Regions from separate parts of the Homo sapiens genome. Here region 2 is linked to region 1. The links are chromatin loops, found by intact Hi-C in ENCODE. Cell type or tissue: heart left ventricle. All regions are shown on one strand. Links, peaks and the distances in the headings refer to the core of each region. The heading gives the core; the rest is flanking DNA. Region 1 holds the start of HSD17B13 (hydroxysteroid 17-beta dehydrogenase 13). Region 2 has its middle 30 kb from the start of MIR5705.

Region 1 (5,386 bases), core at 73-5,072:
CTATCAACCTGCACACCATGTCATAAAAATCGCTGCTTAGTTCTTAATTACATTCCCTTCATCTAACTAACCTGACACATATACAGACTAAGGGACCAGGGAATTTATCAAACTTTGAAAAACAAAAATACAAAGATAAGTAGATGGTAAGTCAAATAATTCTTAAAATACATATCTTACTCTGTGACTTTAAAAAGTTGGAAGATGTATACATTACCTTATTAATATCCCACAGAACCAATATGCTCTGTCGTTTTGCAAATTCATAAGTAGTCTGCCTGCCTATTCCATGCCCAGCTCCAGTAATGAGAACAATCTCCCCAGCCACAGATTTTCTCCTCTGAGGAATGAAAAACTTCACCAACGACTCCAAGTAGGAGTAGATGATGGTGATCAGAAGCAGAAGGATTTCTAGGATGATGTTCATGGCTTTGCTCTGTCCTCTTCCTTCTGGTTCAGTCCTTGTGTAGTCCTAGGGAGGAGGTACTGTCTACACAGAGCTCTAGGGAAGGGGTGTGCCCAGTTGTTAATGGGACTACCAGATGGAAGCCAGCTTTGGAAGCAGGCCTTGTTCACGTGTTCTAATGGGTTTGAAACACCTCAAATATGAAGTGATGCCAAGTGATGCCAAGAGCACAAGAGAGTGTGCTCTCTGGACTTGTTTATCTGAAAAGCAGTTATGTACTATATTTCACCTTGAAGTTTCACCTCTAGAAACAATTCTAGGGGCCAGGTGCAGTGGCTCACATCTGTAATCCCAGCACTTTGGGAGGCTGAGGCAGAGGATTGCTTGAGCCCAGGAGTTCGAGACCAGTCTGGGCAACATAGTAAGACCCTGTCTCAAAAAAAAAAAAAAAAACTATAGAAAAAAATTAGCTGGATATGGTGGCATGTGTCTGTAGTCCCAGCTACCCAGGAGGCTGAGGCAGGAGGATTGCTTCAGTCCATGAGTTCGTGGTGCAGTGAGCTGTGATTGTGCCACTGCGCTCCAGCCTAAGCAACAGAACAAGGCCTGGTCTAAAAAAAAAAGAAAAAGAATTCTGGAGATACTGCATCAGCTAATGATCTGTTGGTATCTTTCTGGAAATTGTTACCTTTTTTCAATATGAAAAAGGAGAATGTAGAGATAAGCTTAAAGAAACTTAGATAAAGTCTGAATGAACCCAGCTTAGCTATTTGATTCATTTATTCACAAAAGCTCAGCATCAATATTTCAACTGGCTAATTATTTTACACATGATGACCATTTCCCTGAAAATCTCTTGAGTTTGGGGGAGATTTTAGGATACAGAACCATCAGTTCCCTTTGTGATAATACTGGAAAGAGCATTAGACCAGGAGTCGGGAATCTCAACTTTAAAGTGGGGTGGCTTCTGTCTTTGTCTGCTGCTGTAACAAATTACCATTGACCAGGTGGTTTATAAATTCCAGAAACTTATTTCTCACAAGAAGTCCAAGATCAAGGCGCTGGCATATTCTTTGTCTGGTAAGAGCTGGCTTCCTGGTTGATAGATGGCTGTCATTTCACTGTCACCTCAAGTGGCAGAAGGAGGAAGGAAACCCTCCGTGTTCTCTTGTATAAGGGCAATTATTCCCATGGCAGAGCTCTCATGACCTAATCACCTCCCAAAGGTCTCACTTCCTAAAACCATCACACTGGGAGATAGGATTTCATAATATGAATTTTGAAGGAACACATGCAGCCTATAGCAACTTCCAATAGCCAAGAAGTGGGAACAACCCCAGTGTTCATCAACAGATAAACAAAATATGATATATACATGCAATGGAATATTACTCAGCCTTAGAAAGGAAGGAAATTCTGACACATACTACTAGATAGATGAACCTTAATGACATTATGCTAAGTGAAATAAGCCAGATGCAAAAGTATAAATATTGTATGACTCCATTTATATGAGGTACCTAGAGTAGTCAAATACACAGAGAGAGACAGAAAGCAGTAAGGTGGTTACTAGGGGATGAGGAGAAAAGGAATGGGGAATTATTGTTTAATGAGTATGGAGTTTCAGTTAGGATGATGAAAGCTCCGCAGGTGAATGGTGGTGATGGTTATACAACAATGTGAATGTGCTTAATGCTACTGATCTGTACATTACAAAATAGTTAAAATGGTAAATTGTATGTTACGTGTGTGTGATTTCTAGCAATCCTATTTATTTTCTCTATGCTACAGTTTCCTTAACTAGAAAATAGATATTTTTTAAAAAAGCACACATTACCCAACATAGACCTTCAGAGCACATAACAACCTCAACCTTCCCTCATATGCCAACACACAAAGTGGCTATAAGGATCAAATAAGAGAATATGTTTATGAAATAGTTTTGCAAGTAGTGAATGGTTATATAAATCAAATACTAATTATAGTAAGAATGCGAATGTGTTAATCACTATATATCATGGACTGATTTAAGGGCTTTACATATCAACTTGTTTAATCTTCACAACATACATTTGAAGTAGGTGCTATTAAAATCTGCATTGTACAGATGTGGAAACTGATGTATAGGCAAGTTAGGTAACTTATTTGTAAGCATAAAGTAACAGCTGGCAAGAGGTGGAGTGAGGATTGAAACCCAGGAAGCCTGATGCTGTAGCCTCAACTTTTAACTTAGATCAGTGGTTCTCAACTAGGATTACTTTTGTTCCACAGGGTACATTTTGGCATGTCTGGAGACATTCTTTGTTGCCACAATTTAGGCATGCCACTGTCATCTATCTAATAGGTAGAGGCCAGGGAAGCTGCTGAACACTTTACAATTCATAGGAAAGCCTTGTGCATTGAAACCAAGAATTATTTAGCCCAAACGTGAGTACCCTCAACTAAGGTTGAGACCTGGCCTATACTTATATTATATTGGAGACAGTGTAATTGGTTCTTTCAGTTTGAACCTTGGATAAATTTATGGCAAAAAAATAGTACTTGGTTATATCTTTCTGCATGCAGGTTTGCTGTGACATGTATATGGAGCTGTTAAATATTGACATAGGTGCTTTAGATCAGACCTCATGCTGGGCTGCAGTGCAGGAATCTGTTTTCAGATTGAATGTCTATATTTGAATATCCAGCTTGCTCAGAGGGGGCCAGACCAATGCTATCTAAATCAATACAGTACTGATGCAGTTTTGAAAGGCAGTTTTAAAATTTACAGTGGAATCTAGATTATTTTACCCACTGGATATTTGTATTATGCAAGAATTAAGAATCTTTGAGACAGTGAACAACACTTCTTAACATTGTTCTCAAATAGTTTGGTTGCTGAGAAATTTTATTTCATATGAGACAACCTAGTGAGCTCTCTCTCTTTTTTTTTCTTTTTGCTTGTTTTCTATGGGACGGAATGTTCATGTTCCTCAATTACAGGGTTCATATTTGCCCCAACAATGCTAGAAACATACACTTTGTCCCTTGATTTTGTTGTTGTTGTTGTTGTTGTTTTGTTTTGTTTGTTTTTGAGACGGAGTCTCGCTCTATCGCCCAGGCTGGAGTGCAGTGGTACAATCTCAGCTCGCTGCAACCTCCGCCTCCCAGGTTCAAGTGATTCTTGTGCCTCAGCCTCCTGAGTAGCTGGGATTACAGGCACCCGCCGCCACGCCTGGCTAATTTTTGTATTTTTAATAGAGATGGGGTTTCACCATGTTGGCCAGGCTGGTCTCGAACTCCTGACCTCAAGTGATTCACCCATCTCGGCCTCCCAAAATGGTGGGATTACAGGCGTGAGCCACTGCACCTGGCCCCCCTTGATTTTTTTCCTTAAGTTTTAGAGACTTTTTGTTTGTATGTCTTTATGACATCACTGGCTTCATTTCAACAAATTTTCATAACAAGTAAAAATGTTTAATTTGCTTTGATCACATTTTAGGTCAGTTTCCTACTGATATGAATGAAGGTACCTTAAATTTATCATTAATTTGTCTTTCACTCACATTTTAGGATGAGATGCTTTCAGTAAAATTTTCTCAACTTAGCTAAAATCATCCATAGCATTTAGAATCTTATTAAAATAAGACATTTTCTAAATTTTGGTCTGCTTTTTTTTTCCTTTCATTAATGTCCCTTTTGAGAGCCATCTGCCTACCGGTTTTAGAAATGTAATTATCTTTATTCAGTAAGAATAATTATCTTTGTACAAAGGGTCAACACTAAGCCATCATTTCTCTGAAGATCATAAAATGAGGACGTTATGGAAATTATGCCCATTAATCTACTGTTTGTTTAGGCTAACTGTAGTAATCTGACACGTAGAGGTTTGGGAATATAATCTCTTCAAATACATACTCTTTTCTTTTCCTTCCTGGTGGGGTTCATTAGTTCATTGCCAAGGGTTCTATTCATGTATACTGGCAAACTGATAACACAGTATTAGGTATTCTTAAAAGACATATAAACCTCTCCTTGAGGTTCCAAAACCCCTATCCAAATACACAAACCCCAAACTCATATTTCATGCAGAGCCTTGGCATGTTTTGGATTACAAAACCTTTTGCTTCATCACTCCATACCAATCCTCCTTGTAGTACCAAAGAGAGCATCCCGATCTCTATAGTCTGGTTCTCAATCTTTCTTTTATTTTCTCCTAATTCTTCTTCCTCTGTTTATTCCAAACTCTTCCTGCCTAAAAGTTGTCTCTTTTGCTTTCAAATATTTTCAGATCTCTCCCATTATAAAAATATTCAACAAAATCATCCTGTCTTCCATATTTTACTGTCAAATTAGTCTACAGTGATTACCTCTGTTTTCTGGCTTCCCCTTTCCTTAAGAAAACAGAAATCTCTTGTCCTTTTACCTCTTTTACTCTCTACCTGGTGCAAAGTGCTATGACAGCTGCATATAAGGAGCAACAGGAGTTCACAGGAAGGGCAAATTACCCAGCCCTGAGAATGGAAGTGGGAGTTGAGCTATAAATGGGGCCCTGAGGATGACAGGAGTAAGCCAGTGATGAAGGAGATAAGAGTGTTCCATATACAGAAAACCAGGTATGCCAACACTAGGAGGTGAGGAATCATGGTGAGGTCAAGGAATAAGAAGTTCTGGCTGGGCACGGTGGCTCAGGCCTGTAATCCTAGCACTTTGGGAGCCTGAGGCAGGTGGATCACTTGAGGCCAGGAGTTCGAGACCAGCCTGGGCAACGCGGTGGAACCCCCGTCTCTACTAAAATACAAAAATTAGCCAGGCCTGGTGGTATGTGCCTGTAGTCCCAGCTACTCAGGAGGCCGAAGCACAAGAATCACTTGAATCTGGGAGTCGGAGGTTGCAGTGAGCTGAGACTGTGTCACTGCACTCCAGCCTGACAGAGTGAGACCCTGTCTCAAAAAAACAAAAACAAAAAACAACAAAAATAAAAAAGAAGTTCTGTCTTGG
Region 2 (5,386 bases), core at 91-5,090, 54 kb before region 1:
CACACACTCTCTGTTTTCAATACTTGACAAATATTTAACATTGTTTCCTTTTACTTCCTTTGACACTGAATTTTATATTACTTCCTAGGAAGGAAAAATAATATGACTAGGATCCTACTGCCACAGGACTCAAGAGTTGCCTTCCAAACATGACTTTCAAAAAAGTGAGAAATGGTGAACAGGGGGCAGATCAGAACTTTCGGCCTATTTAATGATTGACTGTAGACTCACCGCCTAAATCGCTTTAGACCCTTCCTGATTTCTTTTTGTTCCAGGGTCATGGACTAGTACTTATTTTCATGGGTGACTTATTTCTTTCTTCCTCCTTCAGATTCAGATTGAGAAGGGTGCCCGCACTAACGAGAACAGTCCCCTTCTCCCCCCCCTCCTGCCCCTCCTCTTCCTTTGTCTTTGTTGAATAAAACAGATGTGGTGAGCAATTCTTTTTATACCTTTATATTTTATATTTGACAAGTGCACTAAGTAGTATCAATTTCTAAGCATCTATCTTTTTATAGTTTAAACTTTTATCAGAGAAATACATAAACTCAGATGAAAAAATCATAAATGTTTAACAAGGCTTTTTAATGAAAACCAGTATCCCCTGCCACATTCATCCCCACCATCATTCTTCTCAGAATAAACATTTACTTGCTTCAACTGGGTCTTCAGGTATTTATTTCCGAATGTCTAATAACATGTTCATACTATTTCTTATTTTTTTGAATTTTATGTATTCCACATTGCTTCCTGTAACTTAACCATCTTGCACTTCCAAAGGCTCCACTCCAAACTTGCCATCTTCTACCCTCTATCCTCCCAATATAGCTACAGGATTTTTTTACTTAATAAACACTCACAGTTTACATTTTATGACTATATAAGCATTATTTACAAGTGAGACATATATCATCCTATATTTTCTTTTCTGTACATTTTTTTCCCGAGTTAATGGTCTTTTTAAAAGCTTATTCTTTTTGATCTGCTGATTCTTTATTCATTCATAACTCTTTTTTTCTTTTCTTTCTCTCTCTGTTGCCAAGGCTGGAGTGCAGTGGTATGATCATAGCTCACTGCAGCCTTTAACTCCTGGGTTCAAGCAATCCTCCTGCCTCACCATCCCACGTAGCTGGGACTACAGGTACATTCTATCACACCTGGCTAATATTTTTAAATTATTTTTAATTTTTGTAGAGATGAGGTCTCTTTATGTTGCCCAGGCTGATCTCAAACTCCTGGCCTTGATCCTCCCACCTTGGCCTCCCAAAGTGCTGGGATTACAGGCATGAGCCATGGCACCCAGCCCATTCATAAGTCTTGATAGCAGGGTAAACCTCTCCTTAAGTTATACCTATGTATCAAGTAAGCTATCAGCTTCTCTCTCTCTCTCTCTTTCTCTCTGGCTCTTCTGCAATCACTCTGCTATAGCCTTTTTTTCAATCCTATGACTTTATACCTTTTAAAGTTTGCTTCATTAATATTTTAGAGGAGTTATGAGAGGAATGGTGGTAAGTTTATGTTTTAATATATCAATTTACAAGAATTGCCCACTACATTTTAAATGAAAAATTCAAAGGATTTAGGATTAGGTTGCTTTTTCATAAAGATATGAGCATAGCATAGAAAATACTCTTCAACTATCATGAACTAGGTGATTAGTATTATTTTCATTTTAAGATATTAAAATGTAATGTCTCAGTAAGCTGTCCTAGCATATAAGACATTTGTTATAAGTATGAAAAGGTACCCTCCTAGATTTTGTTTGAAAGTTCTTGTGAAATTTTTGAGAATTTAAACCACTTGTGATGGCAGCATTTGCAAAAATCTCCCAAGACAAAGTAATACTAGGGGCTTGTCTATCTGAAGTGAAAACAAGAGGAGGGAAAAAACAGCATCTCTAAAAATTTTTCTTCTATGTATATTAAACATAGAAACAACAACTCAAAGGCATTGTCAGTAATGCTTTCATCTGAGTGGGTGCTTAGATGGCAGATCATTTTGCTCCCTCTGGGAGGAGCTGTCTGCAAGGAGTTTAATGAATCAGGCTGTTGCCACTGATCCTCAAAAAGAAAAAGAAAGGAGTCATTGTGTAGACCGATTGTCTGCTAGAATACAGATGATAAAGTTTAGATAAAACTTGATTTCCCTCGATAAACCAAAGCGGCCAATGTCTAAGGCAGTGGTCTTTCACTTTTTAAACAATTTATTTAAAAATAATTAATATGTGCATATATATTAAAAAGTCAAGTAGTGCTAAAGACTTTAAAATATATGTGCCCTCCACCATTTCACCTCTCTTAGCCATGTCTTTGGATATTTACATGCATATTTCAAGGAAAAAAGCACATATACAGCCATCTTTTGATTCATCAATTTTAGATATTATCAGTTGACTTCTGTGTTAGTCCAGATTCTCCAAAAGGCAGACACAAAGGTGGAAAATGTATCAGGAGAAACGCCTGTAGAGATCATGGAGAGGAAACTGGGAGAAGACTGTGAGAGTTCCCAGACTGCCATGTGGGTCTTACCCAGTGCAGGAGAGAGGGGACAGGAGAAAAGGTATGGGGAATCACCTTAGACTACAGTACCATCTAAGGAAAGGACAGCAAGGCCATTAGAAAGTCCTCGAACCACAGTCACCCATAGGAGGGATCCCCAACCCCCGGGAATGGGCCTTACTTAGCATCTGTTTCACTGTCAGTAATTGGCTGAAAGCAGCCCACGGGCAGCATGAATGCACTGAATTTCAGAGTGCAGCAACTGGGCTCGCTGGTCTATTTTGCTCCCTGCAGTTGGAGGTCTGAGAGGGGGCGTTCGCTTGCCTGCTACCACGTCCAGTATGACAGGTAAGGATTTTAGCTTCCTTCCACAGCCTCTGCCTGTTTTTCTCCCCTCCAGTATAATTCTATTTCAATTTGGGTTAAATCCATATTCACTGTTTTCATTGTCATGATTATGTAAGTTTTGCTTATAACTGAGGCAGATAATGCATCATAATTCTAGTTTATTGTACAGTTTCTGTTTCTCTTAAAGGTAATAATTGCCTCATTTTTCCCCGTTTGCTTATTTTTCTTTGAACTGATGGACAAAATTTCCCACAATTCTTAATAGCTCTGTAAAATACCTCTTGATATAAATTTTCATATCATCAAACTTATAGCAAATCTGCTAAATTCAGGAGTAAGCTGGTAAGTGTTCTATAGAATGTAATTTCCTACAAGGTAGTTAGTTTTTTAGTTTGTTTTGGTTTTGGTATTCCTCTGTATTATGGTAGTGGAAGGCTGGGATGCTATAGAACTCAATTTAATATTGTAGAATTGAATTAAAGCAAGGAGACCTTTACTAATTTGCAAACATATTGTTAATCTTGCCACATTTCTATGAGGTCAAAAAATGCATCATCAAATACTTATTGCACTTTCTGTGTGGCAACTAGCTAGTTGATCACTAATTTCTTTCCTCCTTGTGGAAGATTGTATTTTCCAGAGAAGACCAGAACATTACCCATCCTGCATATTCTTCTTATAATATAGCTTTAGCTTCCATCTATCAAGAGATGGAGGCTCTATCTCCTTCCCTTGAAAGTGAGCAGGCTTTGGGGACAGTTTCAGCCAGTAGAATACAGCAGAAATGATGCTACATGACTTCCCAGGGTAGGTAAAAAAAGGTGACACAACTTTTATCTTTGATGAAACATTTGTGGGACTCCTAAGTCACTCCGTAAGCAGTGTGACTGCCCTGAGGTGCTATATTGTGAGGAAGGTCAAACTAGCCCCTGGGAGGGAAGCCCCTAAGTCTACGTGAGGAGAGCCATCCAGCAGCACTCAGATGCTCTAGTCCCCACAGGCTCCAGACCCATGCAGCTTCTGTCATTGTGCAAATCCATGAGAAACCATGAGCCAGAAAAGCTCAGTTGAGCCCTCTCCAAATTCCTGGCCCACAGAAACCGTGACAGACAAATTATGATTGTTTTAAGCCACTAAATTTTGGGGTGATTAGTTGGCACAATAGTGAATAGAACACTTGTCTTCCTAGGTACACAAAAATCAGAAGTGCCCGAGTTCCCAAGAGTGCAAGAGGAAGTTATATACTTCTAAGCTTAGCACAAAAGCCTCCATGTGTGATCCTCCATTCCTTTTTCCCTTCTGCTACCTGAATCCAGAGGACATAGGGAAGTAGCATAATTCCCTGAATGGCCATGTTGAAGGTTTCAGACTTCATGTGAATGATAAAATGTTATTCTGTAACCACCAGGATCTAGGGAGTTACCTGTTGCAGTGATTAGTGCTATTTAAGTTATTAGTGTTACTAATAGAATAGCATTTTATCATTCACGTTATAGTGGCTTACACCACACAACTATCTTGCTGCATTTACTCAAGAAATATGTGTCAAATGGCAGTCAGGCACTGTATCAGGTGCTGTGGATACAGTGGTAAATAGGAGGGTGCTTGTTCTCTTGGAGCTTACATTCTCATGGAAAGGAGAGAACCACAAAATAAGTAAACAGGCTGGGCGCGGTGGCTCATGCCTGTAATCCCAGCACTTTAGGAGGCCGAGGTGGGTGGAACACTTGAGGTCAGGAGTTCGAGACCAGCCTGGCCAACATGGTGAAACCCCGTCTCTACTAAAAATACAAAAATTAGCTGGGCGTGGTGGCGCACCTGTAATCCCAGCTACTCCCTATACACCTTTATGTCCTTTCAAAAGAATCCTTTCGGACACTGAAATGCTTCAGACTTCTTTTTCCTTCTTTTCCTGCTGTGGATTCGGTCTCACTTGGCTAGAGAATTATAATGATACATGCATCCCAGCCTTATTTCACAGCTGCTTCTCTAAAACCTGTGATCTCTAGGCTCTGCTGGAATTGAACAAATGTGAGACTAATAAGAGATGAGGTCAGAGAGTTAACAACGGATCAGATTGTGAAGGGCTTTACTCTAAGGGAGACAAAAGAGAAGGGCCCTAAGCATTATAAGTCTTTTCATTTGTTTGTTTTTTTGAGACAGGATCTTGCTCTGTCACCTAGGCTTAACTTCGGTGGTACAATCTCGGCTCACTGCAGCCTCTACCTCCCAGGCTCAAGCGATCCTCCCACCTCAGCCTCCAGAGTAGGTAGGACCTCAGGTGCGCACCACCACACCTGGCTAATTTTGTTTATTTTTTGTAGAGATGAGGCGTCTCACTCTGTTTGTTGCCCAGGCTGGTCTCAAAGTCCTGGGCTCAAGTGATCCACCTGCCTCAGCCTCTCAATCTGTCAGTATTTCAATGTGCCGGTATTACAGGCATGAGCCACTGTGCCCGGCCGGTAAGTTTTATACTTAAAAAGATGACACTGCCATGTGGGGAATACTGCAGGAAGCTCAAGAAGAAGCAGGAGAACACT

The links. Hi-C counts contacts between places; a loop is a spot of excess contacts. Peaks named below come from ENCODE experiments on the same cell type or tissue, not always from the same donor. Only the 100,000 strongest peaks of a DNase experiment are listed, where the experiment ranks them.
Region 2: it touches region 1 in a loop (2.0-fold over the local background); 2 of 110 quality-filtered maps call a loop at or near these places.

Annotation. Positions count from the first base shown.
Region 1 is chr4:87,322,415-87,327,800 of GRCh38, forward strand. It overlaps HSD17B13 (hydroxysteroid 17-beta dehydrogenase 13), which reads right to left and starts at 468. Exons shown (of 7, transcript NM_178135.5): 1 at 218-468. The coding sequence starts at 427. In heart left ventricle, for the core only: no CTCF peak of the experiment used is centred there; no DNase peak of the experiment used is centred there.
Region 2 is chr4:87,268,333-87,273,718 of GRCh38, forward strand. No RefSeq gene overlaps it. Among named protein-coding and RNA genes, the nearest start is that of MIR5705, 30 kb to the right of the region's middle. In heart left ventricle, for the core only: a CTCF peak has its summit at 2,016; no DNase peak of the experiment used is centred there.